Regions from separate parts of the Homo sapiens genome. Here all the other regions are linked to region 2. Evidence: chromatin contacts called from ENCODE Hi-C or POLR2A ChIA-PET data. All regions are on one chromosome and are shown on one strand. Each heading gives the region's core, a stretch centred on a gene start or an enhancer-like site at or near the end of the contact. The rest is flanking DNA. Distances are from core to core; before and after follow the strand shown. Region 1 overlaps ARID5B (AT-rich interaction domain 5B). Region 2 has its middle 59 kb from the start of ZNF365. Region 3 overlaps ARID5B (AT-rich interaction domain 5B). Region 4 overlaps ARID5B (AT-rich interaction domain 5B). Region 5 overlaps ARID5B (AT-rich interaction domain 5B).

Region 1 (2,700 bases), core at 5-2,504, 490 kb after region 2:
AAGTACTGTAATTCTAAAGACAAAAATAAATAACTAGAGGCTTGTGTGGTGAATGATTTAATCAACCCAATTCTTCTGGAAAAACAGGTTCTTGTGTTCATTATGCTTATGAATAATACATTCCTTAACCCTCCTATTTTAACATAGTTATTTTTCTTTTTTTTTTATAAACTTCAGTATGAAACAGTCTGAAAGAAGGTAAAATATCTCACTGAGTAAAGTCATAATTTGCATTGGTTTCATATTGAACTTTCTTTCTTTGAAAAGGACAAAGAGGAGGGAAGAGAATGAATGCACTTTACCACATTTCAGAAGTGTTTTTTAAGATTATTAGTTTTTCCACTATCCAGATCTGTAGTTTTAGTCATCAACCATTAAGAGTCTTAAATGAAAACTCTAGAGAGTTTTAAAAAGCAGAAAGATGACATCCTCAAATATTGTCTAAATGTGCTCCCTCAAGGGGGAAGGGGATAAAAAAAAAATGAAAGAGTTGTGATTTGAATCAGAGCATTTATTGGAAGCTGCCATGTGGGGCAGAGTTTCTCTTTGTGGAGTATTAATTTGTTGGCAGACACACATTTGTGAGAACATTCTTGTTTTTTTTTTTTACTATTCAGAGAGAGACAGGAAGTGACACAAACTGGAATTAAAGCGAACTTATTCTACCTAAACACTAAGCAAGAAAAGTGCTTTAATGAGCTTTTATATTTTAAAATCCCTTCTCTAAGAACCAATCTAATTATTTTGTTATTATTCATGTTTCAACATTATGAAATAACTCAGTTAAAAAACGATAACATGTTGGAGTTTTACTTTATCCATAGAAAGGTGAGATCTTTCCGTTCTTTGCTTACTTCCACCAGAAAAAAAGGGGGGGGGCCTCAAATAATCTCACAGTTCATCTTCTTTCTTTGGTAAGAACAATGAGGAGTTGGAAGGGTTCTACAGAAGGAAAAACCTAATAAGTGTGTGAATTTCCATTAACAATGTGGTATTGGAGGTGGTTTCAGTGTGACCAACAGAAAAGGAGATAAGAAAACCACTGCGGAGAAAGAAAAGTACAGACAACAAATATTTTGATGTTATAGAAGAGGCTGAAGAGAAAGTTGTGGGGACAGGAATGTGTACAGAAAATGACACCCCCTATCTCCTCAATATAAATCCTGACAATGTAGACTTACAAACCTTAGATTAGGCAGATAATGGAAACTCATTACATTAAGGAAAGTTTTTGTTTCTCTTTCCACATTATTACAACACAGTGTGCATTCCAATTACAAAAGCTATTTGTCTCAAATTCCCCACAGTTCATAGCAACTGAGTAGAATTTCAAGGCCCTAAATTCTATCCTTAAAGGGGTATTTTACATTAAAAATTTTTTAAGTACATGGTGTTTCTTGTGCCCCAGGAGAGAGCCTCCCAATCAACTCTCCTGTTGATCATTTTCCCTTCTTCAGCACTAATCATAAAGCTGTCTCCAAAATGAGACCAAAACAAACAAACAAAATCAGACTCAACCTAAAAGCCTTTTTTGTTTTGTTTTGTTTTGTTTTTGAGACAGAGCCTCGCTGTTGTCGCCCAGGCTGGAGTGCAAAGGTGTGATGATTTCGGCTCACTGCAACCTCTGCCTCCCAGGTTCCAGCAATTCTCTTGCCTCAGCCTCCCAAGTAGCTGAGATTACAGGCCCCTGCCACCACACGTGACTAATTTTTCTATTTTTAGTAGAGATGGGGTTTCACCATGTTGGCCAGGCTGGTCTTGAACTCCTGACCTCAGGTGATCCACCTGCCTCGGCCTCCCAAAGTGCTGGGATTACAGGCGTGAGCCACCGCACCCGGCCAGGAACCTTTTTATCAATACACATTCATTGGCCTTTCCTTACTCCTACTGAATGAAGAATCTAGAAAAGCTGGTCTCAGTAATCAGTATTGTTTTTTAAATTTCTTTCTTGAGTCTAATAAGCAACTAAATTTAAAAACCACTCATCTAGATTTTCCAGGCCAAACCACCTGCAAGTACTGTGAATATTCACTATAAACCAATTTCTTCTGGAATCAACTGCAAAAAGGTAGAATATGGACCTTCTTTTTTTTTAGAATCCAAGAGGATCAACCTTTTATTTCTTTGGGTGGAATTAAGAAATTAGACTTATTTTCCTGTTCATTAATAAATTATCCATTTTAAACACAATTTTAAACATAAACCTTGCTATAAATACTCTTGTTTATATGTGTGACATCAAGCTTAACCATCTACACATCCTTTTGTCCCCTGTGGGTTTCCTGTTTAATTTTTTATTAGTAACAGTATATTCCATAACACACACACACAAAATTAAACAAACAAAAGAAAGGTTTTAATGTTAAGGAAAACATAAGACAATGGTAATACAACTTAGATCATACATTAGGAAAGTAACACAACAGATGTATTATTCAGCATTACCGCAAGTCATAAGACTAGTTATTGTGTGTTCACAAAACTGGGGGGTGTAACAGTATATATAGGAAGATTATCAAAAAACTCTTTGGCTTTAGAAGGAAAACCACTAGTCTAATAATTGTCTCTAAATGTGCAGGTGACAATCAGGCTGCCATATCTAAAATGTTACTGTCTGACATCAACCAAAAGATGCCAGGAAACCGTTGATAGTTAAACTCAAACTGCAAGAAAATATTAATGCTATTCCCAAAACACAGC
Region 2 (2,735 bases), core at 93-2,592:
TGAGGCAGGCTTTCCTACTTCAAGTGGAGCCGGTTCCGTGCAGTCTTCCAAGTAGGTAAAGTCATTGACTGCTTTCAGTGCTTTCCCTGCTAGTCTCAGTCCCACCGACATCTAATTATATTAATATGCCAGAGAGAAAATGCAAGAAGGCTCTTCATTCTAGGATGAATGAATTGTTCAGGCCCTTCCTAAGAGGAAGTATCAATTTAGAGCAGGGACAACACACAGTCCTTGAGCACCTGAGGTTAAGTATACCCACAAACGTTTGTAAGCATTGTGATAAAGTTGCACATTAGCCCCACCAAAACCTCTCCACCCATCAGTTGATTTGTTTTTCATTTGATTGTTGTTTCTCCAATTTACAGGGAGAAAAAAAAAATAAGGTTTGCTGTGTTGAAGCACCACTGAGCAATCTTAGACCCGAAGCATATCTTACTGATTATCTAATTCAATGTTTCCCAAACTTGTCTGAACAAAAAAATCACCCAAGGTGCTGGTTAAAATATCAATTCTCAGGCCTCACCCTGCTGATTCGGATTCCGACAGGTTTGGGTGAGGCCAAGTGCATTCAGATTTTTTTAACACGTGCCCCAGGTGATCCTTATGTTCAAGCAGGTTTAGGAAACACTAACACACACATTTTCATTTACTAGCAGAAGAAACTAAGTCTGAGAAAGCCCTGAAAGTACATCTGGGTCACACAGCTCACTAAGAATCTTCAGTTCCTGGACCTGGATTCTTTCCCTTGTACCAGCCTGCCTCCACTAAATCTCCATCCCACTAAAAAACTATAAAAATACACACAAGGAAACTAAGCACCCCCAAAACGCCTTAACTTCCTCTGTATTTCCAAATGAAAATGTTAGCTGACTTATTTCAATATTTCCTTGTTGTGAAAACATTTTTTTTAACTCCAATCATAATGTGTGTTTGGCCTGGATTGGGGTCCAGGATTTAAAGGCAAGCTCTACCGATGCCATCTCAGGATGCTCTCAACCTGACTTGGAGCTCTGTGGAGTTGACCTTCTGCTTCTTAAATCCAAATCTGGATCGTCATCAAGTATCACTTGGTTTATCTGGTGAGTAAAGAATCCAGCGAGGTAGGTGTTCAGAGCCACTTTTTCATCATCAGGAACTAAAAGCAATTACTAATCTGTTTTCACTAATGCAGTCCATCTGTGCATGAGCAATTTGTGTGGTTTTCCTAAGAAGGACATCATATTCTCTGTTTTTTTAAATGCTTAATACTTGCAATCAGAGGGACAGAAATATCCAGCCAGCCCCAATTCTTATAAAACAGAGCTGAAAGCAGGTGATTCAGCTGACTTTAGATGACTCAGCCCGCCTCGATGGCCAAAGTTGGTGAGTCATTTGTCTACTGTCTGAGAGAATTCATTTCAGGAACCCAAATTTCAGGGGCCTCCAAAACTCATTAAACTGTTTAGTAACTCATTACTTCTATTGGAGTTATTGTAGCCTTTCCTTTACCTCAGTTTTTATTCCTGTTCAAACAAATCCAAATCAAACTTCATATCAAGCAGTAGGTTCTACAAGGAACAGTCCATGATCTAGGATGAATTTGAAGTTCCTTTTGGTTTGATTTCCCTGATAATCTGAGTTTTTAGGGAAAACCCAAAGTGTGGAGTGGTTTTGCTGTGGACAAATCCTTAAGTTTGTTAAATCTCATGATAAATGAAAAGTGAGAGGAGTTAATGCCTAATTTGGGTTTACTGGGAAAGATCTCCATGTACATTTTAGGGCTTTCAAGAGAATATTCTGGGGACTGAAACTTTTTCATATTATTTGAGATAAAGAAGTGGTCTTCTTCCTGATTTTCATCAATCTTACTGATATATTTGGAAATCTTTTAGGGCCTGATACTTATCCTAATTGGCTCTTGCAAAATTGCCCGTCTTCTGTCATTATAATAATGGTAATAGTTGCTATCATTTGTTGTGCATTTACATTTTACCCAACATCAGGCTAAACTGAAAATATGGAGGTATTAATATACTCACAATGGTCTTAAAAGGCAGTGGTCTTTTAAAAGATTTCAAGGTATTAATTGTTTAAGTAAGGGGCTTAGAAAAAGAACCCAGGAAATGTCAATGGTCAATCCATCTGTGCTAGGTTTGTAAATACTAAGGTACCCATTTCAGTGAAATTCTTCCTGGAAATCAGACTCCAAGACAGAAAAACAGAAGTCCCTCAAACTATAGGAGCAGCCCTGACCTGCTGTCATTCCTAAGGTTGCTTCCTGCTATGGAAGATTGAATTCAGGGTTGAATTAACAAAGTATTGGCTCAAATTACTTCTGAAGCACATGAGTAAAATGTCTGGGACCAAATGATGGAGACAATATGGGAAACAAGAAACTGCTCTCCTAAAAACTGCTCTCCTAAAATATCTTATTTGCCCCTCAGCTCCCAGCAATGCTAATCCGGACAAAGGCTGGACCCCTCACCTCCAGAGCCCATGTTCACAGGGCCACGGCTTGCAGGTTTAACCTGCATCCACTCATGAACAATACTGCTGGAAGTCTCAAGTGGCAGACAAATCACAGTAAACCAGACTAAAAAATAGCTTAAACATCTTCCAACACTTTATTTTTACAGATGTGAAAGCTGGGATCCCAAAAAGTGATTTGCCCATGCTCACAGTATGTTTTTGTGACCAACTGTAAGTTACCTCAGGTCTCTCATTCTTCTTTCAATACCAAACCCTGCCTTTGTCAG
Region 3 (2,700 bases), core at 110-2,609, 380 kb after region 2:
TATGGTTTAAATGAACACACTTCCCACCACAGTTTCCTTTTTTGTGTTCCTTTTAGAATATAAACCACCTGTAATACACTTCTGCCCTTCAGAAAATGCATACGGGATATTAAAAATAATTTGCCTTCTATCAATGTAGGCCTTTTATTAGGGTCCTATGCCATGAAGATTTCTGTTATAGATCACTCTATGAAAGGCCTGGGCCTCAGGTTCACTGCTTTAAGATTATTCCAGAAAAAAATGGCAGGATTTGGGCTGAACACAGTCATGAGATCTTCAAAGAACTGGTAGTTTCCTCCCCACGTGACACTTGCTGTCTTTGGGGAGCCATGTAATTCTCTCTCCGTTGGAAAACATGGTCTTGCAAAGCTGGTTTTCATGTTCTCATTGAGGGAGTGCAACGTTTTGATGGCGACCGGCAAATCACTTGACTTATTTTTCCAGTCATGAACACAACAAACCCAGTGGGTCCCACTCTAAGAGCTTTGCTGTGTGGAGCTGCATGAAGTTGGTGCTTAGTTAGAAATGGTCTGTTTGAGGCACTTTTAAAAAGAAACAGTCACATGGGTCTTGGTCACAAAGTCAAACAGCTCACTGTCCTCTAAGATGCTGCTTTCAATTCAACAGATGATTAGATGGTCACAGACTCATAATCTCTACTGCAGTGTTTCATGAGAAAAGACCATGTTAAGACACACATGCTTTTTAATGACTGTCCTCATCCCAGATGTGGCTTGTTCATTCTGTAGGGATTTTACATCTGCCTGTTGGTGTCAACAGACAAGCTCGTCACACTTCATACCTACTGATCTTTTTGCTTAAGTGGTCTTGCCAGACCCACTGGAAGCAGCCAAGGCATGACTGTAATCCAAGACTCTGAAAAGAGCCAAGCCATTAGACCAGTCCCTAGGAGCTGACTGCAGCATGACATTCATCTGTTCACCATTGAACACCAACGGTGGAAGAATGATCCATCTCTTTGTAAAGATTCTGACGGGCAGCACTGTTGCGGGGATGGAGTAAAGGCGTCACTTAGAAAACCCAGGACTGACTTCTATCCTTCTTGTTAAGAAGTCAGTGAACATCAAATATGGCCCATCTGTATAGCAGGCTCTTGTTCTTCTCGGCTTTGTGAACCCAACAGTGAGTTCTGAGCTGCCTTCCATGGAAAGAAACATTGGAGGTCTGCTCTTTCAGATCAATTGTATGAGTTCTGTAAAATTCTCAGAAGCAGACCTTGGTGGTGATTCCAAGTGGCATGGGAAGGAGCTTTATCCTGCCGGGCTCAGGTACAGAATATGCTGGAGTAAACAAATGCTGTCAACCAAGAAGGATGGGCTGGGCACCAACAGAAGGCATGGGCAGTACAAGCTCTGCTGAATGTTATGGTCTTGAAACCTTCTTGCGCCATTCTGCAGGATCTTGCAAACTACATAGTAGGGAATGAACTGTTCCTGCTGACATCCTTCAAGACGATGGAAACCAAAGTCCTAGGTAGATAGTTCTAGGGCTGAGGTGTCCAACTTACAAGAAAATGTCATTCATGGCATCCATGTGGAGTTAATTCGCAGAAAGTTAAATGTGCAAAACAACAATAACTTTAGGGAAAGAGATTTGTTTTCAGCAAGAAACTGGAAAATACACATTTCTACTGGTTGATCTCTTCTTAACCCTTTGGAATCTTAGAAGTATGAAGAAATTCTAAGCAAAAAAGTCCTTAAAATTTCCTAATGAAACAATGATGCTTAAAGATAAGATTTTTTAGAATGTGAAAGTCTAAGATTTACTTCATTACACTGGGAAGGAGGTAGAGTACATGGCAGAGAAACAGTAGACTGTCAACACAGAACTTAACTCATGTTTTTTTTTTTCTACATCAGACTCTTCCAAATTCACCACTAATCAAAATGGTCCCATTTTCAGAAGTTTAGTTATTTGATCTGGAAACTGGTGTCAGTTGAAATCTGTTCGTCAACTAAAATCCTAAAGGGACGATTGCTGTCTTTAGCACAAAAATAACACCTAAATGCAGTAAACAGAACCATGGAAATCTGACCCAAGCCCACAAAAGTCAGAAAGGTAAGTCTAAAAATATAAAGTGATACTTTACCCTTTGTCGTGCAAAATACTTCAGGCATGCATGCACTTTCAAGATTCCAAAGAATGCTTAGGTAAAAAATTGACCTGGGTCTTGAACAACAGCGTAGAATTTACTTTCATTCTATGTTAACAGAGATCTTTAAAAGTATATAAATGCTTGTGGGCATATGTATACATCTAAATATTTTGCTATGTATCTTTAATTTTAGTCTAATGTAAATTAGAAGTGACTTTGAAAAATACATAACTAAAAAGATTAATTCTAGCTATTTCTAATTTCATCCTCTGTTAATCTCCAAAACACATTTAGATGAACACATTCAGAAAGAGGACGGTTCAGCTGGTCTATTTTTGACACAAGCAGAGTAAACTATGTCATTGTGTCACCCACTATGAAATCTCAGCCTCAATGACGTGGGTGCTTAATCATCTGTCCTTTACTCATAACAGGCCAAACTGGGAGGTAGGAAGTCTTTCTGTTGACTAATCAAAATGCCTACCTCCCCCAGCCCACGGCAACCAGGGGAAGGGAGGTGGCAGGAACAGGCACAGCATAGAGCTTCAAAAGCTCTGAATACCAAAGTCAGATGCTGAATTGAA
Region 4 (2,700 bases), core at 145-2,644, 470 kb after region 2:
ATGCTTTTTGGTGACTTAACGGATAACTAACACTGTTAGTCGATGGATGAAGGTACTGCTCATATATGGGAAAATTTATTCTAGTCCAAACTTTAGGAGTTCATCTGTCAGATATTTTATGCCTCTATTCTTTTAATGATTCATTTACCTGCATAATATTTGTATTCAGAACTGCGGTGTTTCTAGCCAACGGCAGAATGCTCAGCTGAATTATCTTTTTCTTTCACAGCATAACAGAGTGGAGCACAGTCAAATTGAAGATGGCCTTCACTACACTGTCAGAATTAGATTGTCTGGCAAATGATCCAGGCCTATTTCTCAAACCCACATGTAATGTTCTGACTACCAACGTGCCCGTAGAGTCATTAACAAGCATCCTAAAACATGCTGTACATATTTAAATGATTAGGAGAGGAGTATGGATGATGAGGCTGTTTCTAATGGTGCTTCAGCTTTTATCAATTATGCAATGCAACACAGATGTGAGCCTTCACCTTTGTTTTTTGTGTGCTGCTAAAGTGCACTCCCTTTTAAAGCAGTGTTTATTTCCTTTTATCTAGCTTAAGCTCAGTGCTTGGGCAAGGGGGTTGTTCCAATGCAGACAATCCGAAGGATTCAACCTTGGCAAATCACCTTTGGCGAGGCAATTTCTGAAGAAGCTCATTTTACCCAGGACTCAGTTGTGCAACGTTATGCAATAACTGTTTGGGGCCAGTTGGTAGTAATAACAATTACCGTTTCCCTCACCCTGCTAAGATCTGTATTCAGAAATTGCCGAGAAGGCCGGGTGCGATGGCTCACGCCTGTAATCCCAGCACTTTGGGAGGCCTAGGCTGGCGGATCACCTGAGGTCAGGAGTTTGACACCAGCCTGGCTAACACGGTGAAACCCTGTTTCTACTAAAAATACAAAAAATTATTCAGGTGTGGTGGTGAGTGCCTGTAATCCCAGCTACTTGGGAGGCTGAGGCAGGAGAATCACTTGAACCGGGGAGGCAGAGGTTGCAGTGAGCCGAGATTGCACCATTGCACTCCAGCTTGAGCAACAAGAGTGAAACTCCATCTCAGAAAAAAAAGAAAGAAAGAAAGAAAGAAATTGCCCAGAATTGAGACACTGAGGTCCCCAAGCCCAATCAAGGGGCTAGGTATCAAACCACTGATAAGAGTCTGAGCATCTGGAAGGTAAGATTCATGCCTTTACTGTTCCTACAGCATTTCATCCTCTGGTGCTCAGTTAACACTGTAACTGACACGCGAAAAGGGCAGGTGCACGGTGGGTTATTTTCAGACTTCACATCTGTGTGGCAGTTACACTTCTGAGCCTATAGATTAATTCAGCGCAACCGGTTCCAACCCTTTCTAGCTTGTTGTTGACACGAGGCTTGCATGGTCTCAGAAGGTCTCAAAGCTATCGATAACCTAGGTTAGGCTGTTGCCCAAGAGAAAAGCCTCAAAGGAAATGACTTAACTGTGGTATACACTAGCGGTACCCAAGTCAATGTTAGGTGGTACATGGATAAACATATTTTTTATTTTAAGGATTATATATTTACCTTCACCATTAATTATAGCAAGTGATACAGGTTTTCCATTTACAGTGATGATATAAAATTTCCTACTTAAAGTTCTTTAAATTAAAAAGCAATTAATTTAAAGAAAAATTAAGTAAATAATAAAACAGTGTTATTGGTATGGCAAGAACTATAAAGTTGCTTTATAAATGACTAAAGTCTAGGATATCCTGATTTAAGGCTTAAGAGTTTAATAATGCTACCATGTATCAAGTGCTTTATGGCACCAGAAAAATGTCCATAAGCACCTGGGATTCTATATGTTATTAAATCCTACAGTATCCCTATCAGATAGATTTATTATACCCATTTTACAGATGAGAAAACTGATACTCTACAACTTGCCGAAGGGCATAAAGCTAGAGATTGGGGATCCAGAGTGCTAGTCTATGTCTGCCAGACTTTTAGTCCCTTACCACTACATTATGTTGCTGCCAAGTACAAGATTTAAGGTCTAATCATCCATCCATTCATCCAACATACCTACGGAGCACCTATGATATACCTAACAATGTCCTGGATTAAAAGAAGGGGGCCCTCATTTCCTTCCCTTCAAGTAGCCTAATCTAGTAAATGGCAGATGAGATCTTGGTCAGAGGGGAAAAAAAAGGGCTTCTCATCTTGGGCTTCAACTCATGCTCAAGGAGGCAGGCTACATTTTGGCCAAAAACAATATGCAGAACTCCCTACTTAAAAGACAAAACTCATAATCTTATAAATATTTAGAATATTTATAAGTGAATATTTAGAATATTTTATAAGTGAGCAGGAGACTGATTCCTATAATAAACACATTGCTGTTAAAAGAGGCAAAAGGCTTCCAAAAGAATCCTTAGGCAAGTCTCATTTTATGAAAACCCTATATATAAAAATTAAGCCATAGAAAATGTGTTTCCATTACAAAACGTGCTCCACTTTACCAAAAGGAGTTTCAGTAGGACTTCCTACTGTTGTGAGCTTCCTTGGAGCTTTCTAAAGAGAAAGTAACTACTGAAGACATTACTGTACGTAGTATTTCCATGCTGTCCAGACAGTAGAGAATGAATATTACCTATTGTCTCCTGTTGTCAAAATTTATAATTTGAAAATATAAAAGAAAAATATATGAAATAAGACAGTCATGCCCTTCC
Region 5 (2,700 bases), core at 73-2,572, 340 kb after region 2:
CAATAACCTCTCCATTGGGAAACTATATAATATCACTGGGCCATGTTGCTATATACAAATAATCACCTTACAGAGCATAGAGGTTACATAGCTGGAATCACCAAAAGTATACAATATTTACAACACAGGAAAGTTTAAAAAAGTATAAACAGCCAAGAGATTATGCTGCTATTCTTCAGACATATTTCAACCATGAGGAGACAGGCAGAATATCAAATACACTAACAGCCAACACTGGACTTTAAGTGCTCAAGATAATCATTGCAATGGTATGGGTCTCACCAGGGCAAACTCATTCCCATTTCTCTTTAAAATTGGGACAAGAGTAAAACTAGACCAGATGCGACTTGGCTGACCACCACCAAATGTGACTTTGTGGGACGATAAGTGAAGAGAAATAAATGGTTCTCTTTGAAGGCACACTACATAAAATATTTTTGTGGGACCACCTCGAAATTTCCATCAGACACACCAACACAGTGAAATACAGTACTTGAGAATTCATGCACCAGGTCAGAAAGTTGTAAAGTTAACATCGAGTTTTAACAAACCCTTCTGTATATGCCCTGATAAACAAGTGAACTTAAGAGCTTCTAGCTAGTAAATAAATAAGTCAGTCCTGTGGCAAATATTACAAGTTTGAATCACTTACTAGAAGAATACTTAATTCCGAAACTCGGTTGGGCTGTTTTTATTTTTTTATCATGTGGAGTTGCCAAACATTAAACCAGAAGTTGCATGGAAGTTTTTTAAAAATATTATTTAGAATCTCCAAATCTCCAATAAATCACAGACTTAGTGCATTTTGAATTGCAACATTTCTTGGAAGCCACACTCAGTAAATAGATTTATGACTCCACTGCCAATTCGATTCCACAGTTTCCTTTACAGAACTACCAATAACAATGGTTTGATTGCACAAAGAAAGGCTTGTGCAATTCCATTCAATAATAAGGCCCCTTGAACTCAAACAATGCAAACAAAGCCTTATTTAAGACATTTTAAAACGTCGTTCTCAGCCAATGAAGAATTCAATGGTCTTTTTGAAAGATTTCCAAGATCTCTGTTCAGAGTTTTAAAACAAATAACACACTGCTTCTGTTGGGAATGCGTACCCCCATTTCTCTTTATTTGTCCTGATGTTTTGCCGAGGGTATGAGCTTCCTCAGACAGAAACAGTGAGTCTCCTCTCAGAAGAGATGAGAAAAACAAAAGCTGGACTATGTTAACATTGTTTGAAAATGGTGTGATCGAATTCCAACATGATGAAACCAGACTGAAATCATTGCAGTGGAAAAAACAAATGCCCCATATTCCAAATAGGTGAGCTCCACCGGGGACAGATGCCCCCCCTCCTTTTTTTTTTGAGACACGAACTCATAGAAACCACATATGACCTAGCCCATGTCTGCTGCAGAACCACCGAAGTTTCCTTTTTCTTCCATGTCCTCCGATTCTGTGACCATTCAATCTAGTGCAACTTTCTTATATGTGTCCTGGCTAGCATCTTGCCAGCTGGAATTGAGATTTTTCCCCCCTCTAGCTTGTGCAATAGCAGGATAATCTGCACTCACACATTTATAATCTAAATTCTACTAGTCTATCTATGGTTCTATTAAATATATATATATATATTATTCCACAGGAAGGTAAATAATTAATTGAAGCAAATGGAACTCTTAACACTGGATCTCTACATTCTTTTGTTTCCACCTTTGGATATTAAGTATGTTACATTGAATATTTGGCTTCATATCATGGAGACATTTCAATACAAATGCACGGCATGCATGGCTTTGTTTAAGAGCCGCAGTTTCATTGTTATCAGTTTTGATTATTTTGCAGTCGAGTTACCTATTTAGAAGTTGAAAATTGTCACCAATTTTCCCAGAATTAAGTATCTCAGAGGTAAAAGACTTAGTTAACTATGGTTCTAAAGTCTACTGGTAGTGTTGCGGGAGGGGCACAGTGGGTTGGGGAGTTCATCCAAGCGGTCTTCAGCAGGGATGGGACTTGGGGAGAAAATCCACTCTCTGTATCCATTGACTTTTAATTAATACAGTTAGAAAATGTGTCCACCTTAATGTTATATCTCGGTAGCAAATGGAATACAGTGGCAAGAATGACAACGGACATTCTCCACATCTTTTCACTGCCTGAGCAGCTTGACCATTTACTTCCCACAATAAAAGAAACCAGAAAGTGGACTGTATTGCCAGGTGGTTAAAAACATGACCCAAACCACCTTACATGTTTCTGTGTGTGTACACACAAAACTCACACCCCATAAAACCAAATAGGATGACTTTTCTTTTGAAAAGGCTAATCCAGTATGTCAGTTATCCCCAAAGATGTGGCCTGGGAGATTCTTCTTGGGAATGACAAGAAACCAACTGGATGAAAACAACATGACTACTTATCACTCAAAAGACCGAGGCTAGAGAAGCTATCAGGACTGCAGCTGCTCCTCTTCTGGCCAGTTGAGCTCCATCCTCTTCCCAACCCCCTTTCCCAGACCATTTAAAGGAATCAGTGCCAACGCCAATGTAAATCATTTTGGCTCCTGTTCTAATTTCTGAAATTCCTAAAATATCTGTGCAGCCCACAAATATGTCCTCTAGACTCTGTTGTTATTCGGCAGCTTGCTGCCAGTGAGGTTTTTGTTTTTATGATTCTCTGGTATGTAGGACAGTTTCACAG

Evidence for each region. Hi-C counts contacts between places; a loop is a spot of excess contacts on that map. ChIA-PET counts read pairs that join two places held with the same protein, here RNA polymerase II (POLR2A). Pooled maps may share reads with other maps.
Region 1: a loop to region 2 is called in a map with no recorded cell type, with 3 times the contacts of the local background. The contact joins two enhancer-like sites. A Hi-C loop is called at or near these places in 1 of 37 single-sample maps with no recorded cell type and 4 of 50 pooled maps. POLR2A ChIA-PET finds 5 or more read pairs at or near these places in 1 of 52 experiments (MCF 10A).
Region 3: a map of ascending aorta shows a loop between it and region 2 (7-fold over the local background). The contact joins two enhancer-like sites. A Hi-C loop is called at or near these places in 1 of 168 maps with a recorded cell type or tissue (ascending aorta), 7 of 37 single-sample maps with no recorded cell type and 13 of 50 pooled maps. POLR2A ChIA-PET finds 5 or more read pairs at or near these places in 3 of 52 experiments (B cell, PC-3 and activated CD4-positive, alpha-beta T cell).
Region 4: a loop to region 2 is called in a pooled map, with 2.6 times the contacts of the local background. The contact joins two enhancer-like sites. A Hi-C loop is called at or near these places in 2 of 50 pooled maps. POLR2A ChIA-PET finds 5 or more read pairs at or near these places in 2 of 52 experiments (K562 and OCI-LY7).
Region 5: a loop to region 2 is called in a map of IMR-90, with 2.5 times the contacts of the local background. The contact joins two enhancer-like sites. A Hi-C loop is called at or near these places in 1 of 168 maps with a recorded cell type or tissue (IMR-90) and 1 of 50 pooled maps. POLR2A ChIA-PET finds 5 or more read pairs at or near these places in 1 of 52 experiments (activated CD4-positive, alpha-beta T cell).

Annotation. Positions count from the first base shown.
Region 1 is chr10:61,941,650-61,944,349 of GRCh38, reverse strand. The region is part of intron 3 of ARID5B (AT-rich interaction domain 5B); the gene reads right to left. Among named protein-coding and RNA genes, the nearest start is that of ARID5B, 41 kb to the right of the region's middle. Within about 2 kb of position 1,254, at least 13 of the 41 ENCODE cell types and tissues checked have a DNase peak (open chromatin) inside an H3K27ac peak, as active enhancers do.
Region 2 is chr10:62,431,923-62,434,657 of GRCh38, reverse strand. It overlaps a transcript of ZNF365 not described here. Among named protein-coding and RNA genes, the nearest start is that of ZNF365, 59 kb to the right of the region's middle. Within about 2 kb of position 1,342, at least 7 of the 41 ENCODE cell types and tissues checked have a DNase peak (open chromatin) inside an H3K27ac peak, as active enhancers do.
Region 3 is chr10:62,051,095-62,053,794 of GRCh38, reverse strand. The region is part of intron 5 of ARID5B (AT-rich interaction domain 5B); the gene reads right to left. Among named protein-coding and RNA genes, the nearest start is that of ARID5B, 150 kb to the right of the region's middle. RefSeq lists an enhancer at 2,113-2,700. Within about 2 kb of position 1,359, at least 2 of the 41 ENCODE cell types and tissues checked have a DNase peak (open chromatin) inside an H3K27ac peak, as active enhancers do.
Region 4 is chr10:61,960,130-61,962,829 of GRCh38, reverse strand. All of the region lies in intron 3 of ARID5B (AT-rich interaction domain 5B), which reads right to left. Among named protein-coding and RNA genes, the nearest start is that of ARID5B, 60 kb to the right of the region's middle. Within about 2 kb of position 1,394, at least 4 of the 41 ENCODE cell types and tissues checked have a DNase peak (open chromatin) inside an H3K27ac peak, as active enhancers do.
Region 5 is chr10:62,094,038-62,096,737 of GRCh38, reverse strand. It overlaps ARID5B (AT-rich interaction domain 5B), which reads right to left. Exons shown (of 10, transcript NM_032199.3): 10 at 1-2,700. Among named protein-coding and RNA genes, the nearest start is that of LINC02621, 160 kb to the left of the region's middle. Within about 2 kb of position 1,322, at least 7 of the 41 ENCODE cell types and tissues checked have a DNase peak (open chromatin) inside an H3K27ac peak, as active enhancers do.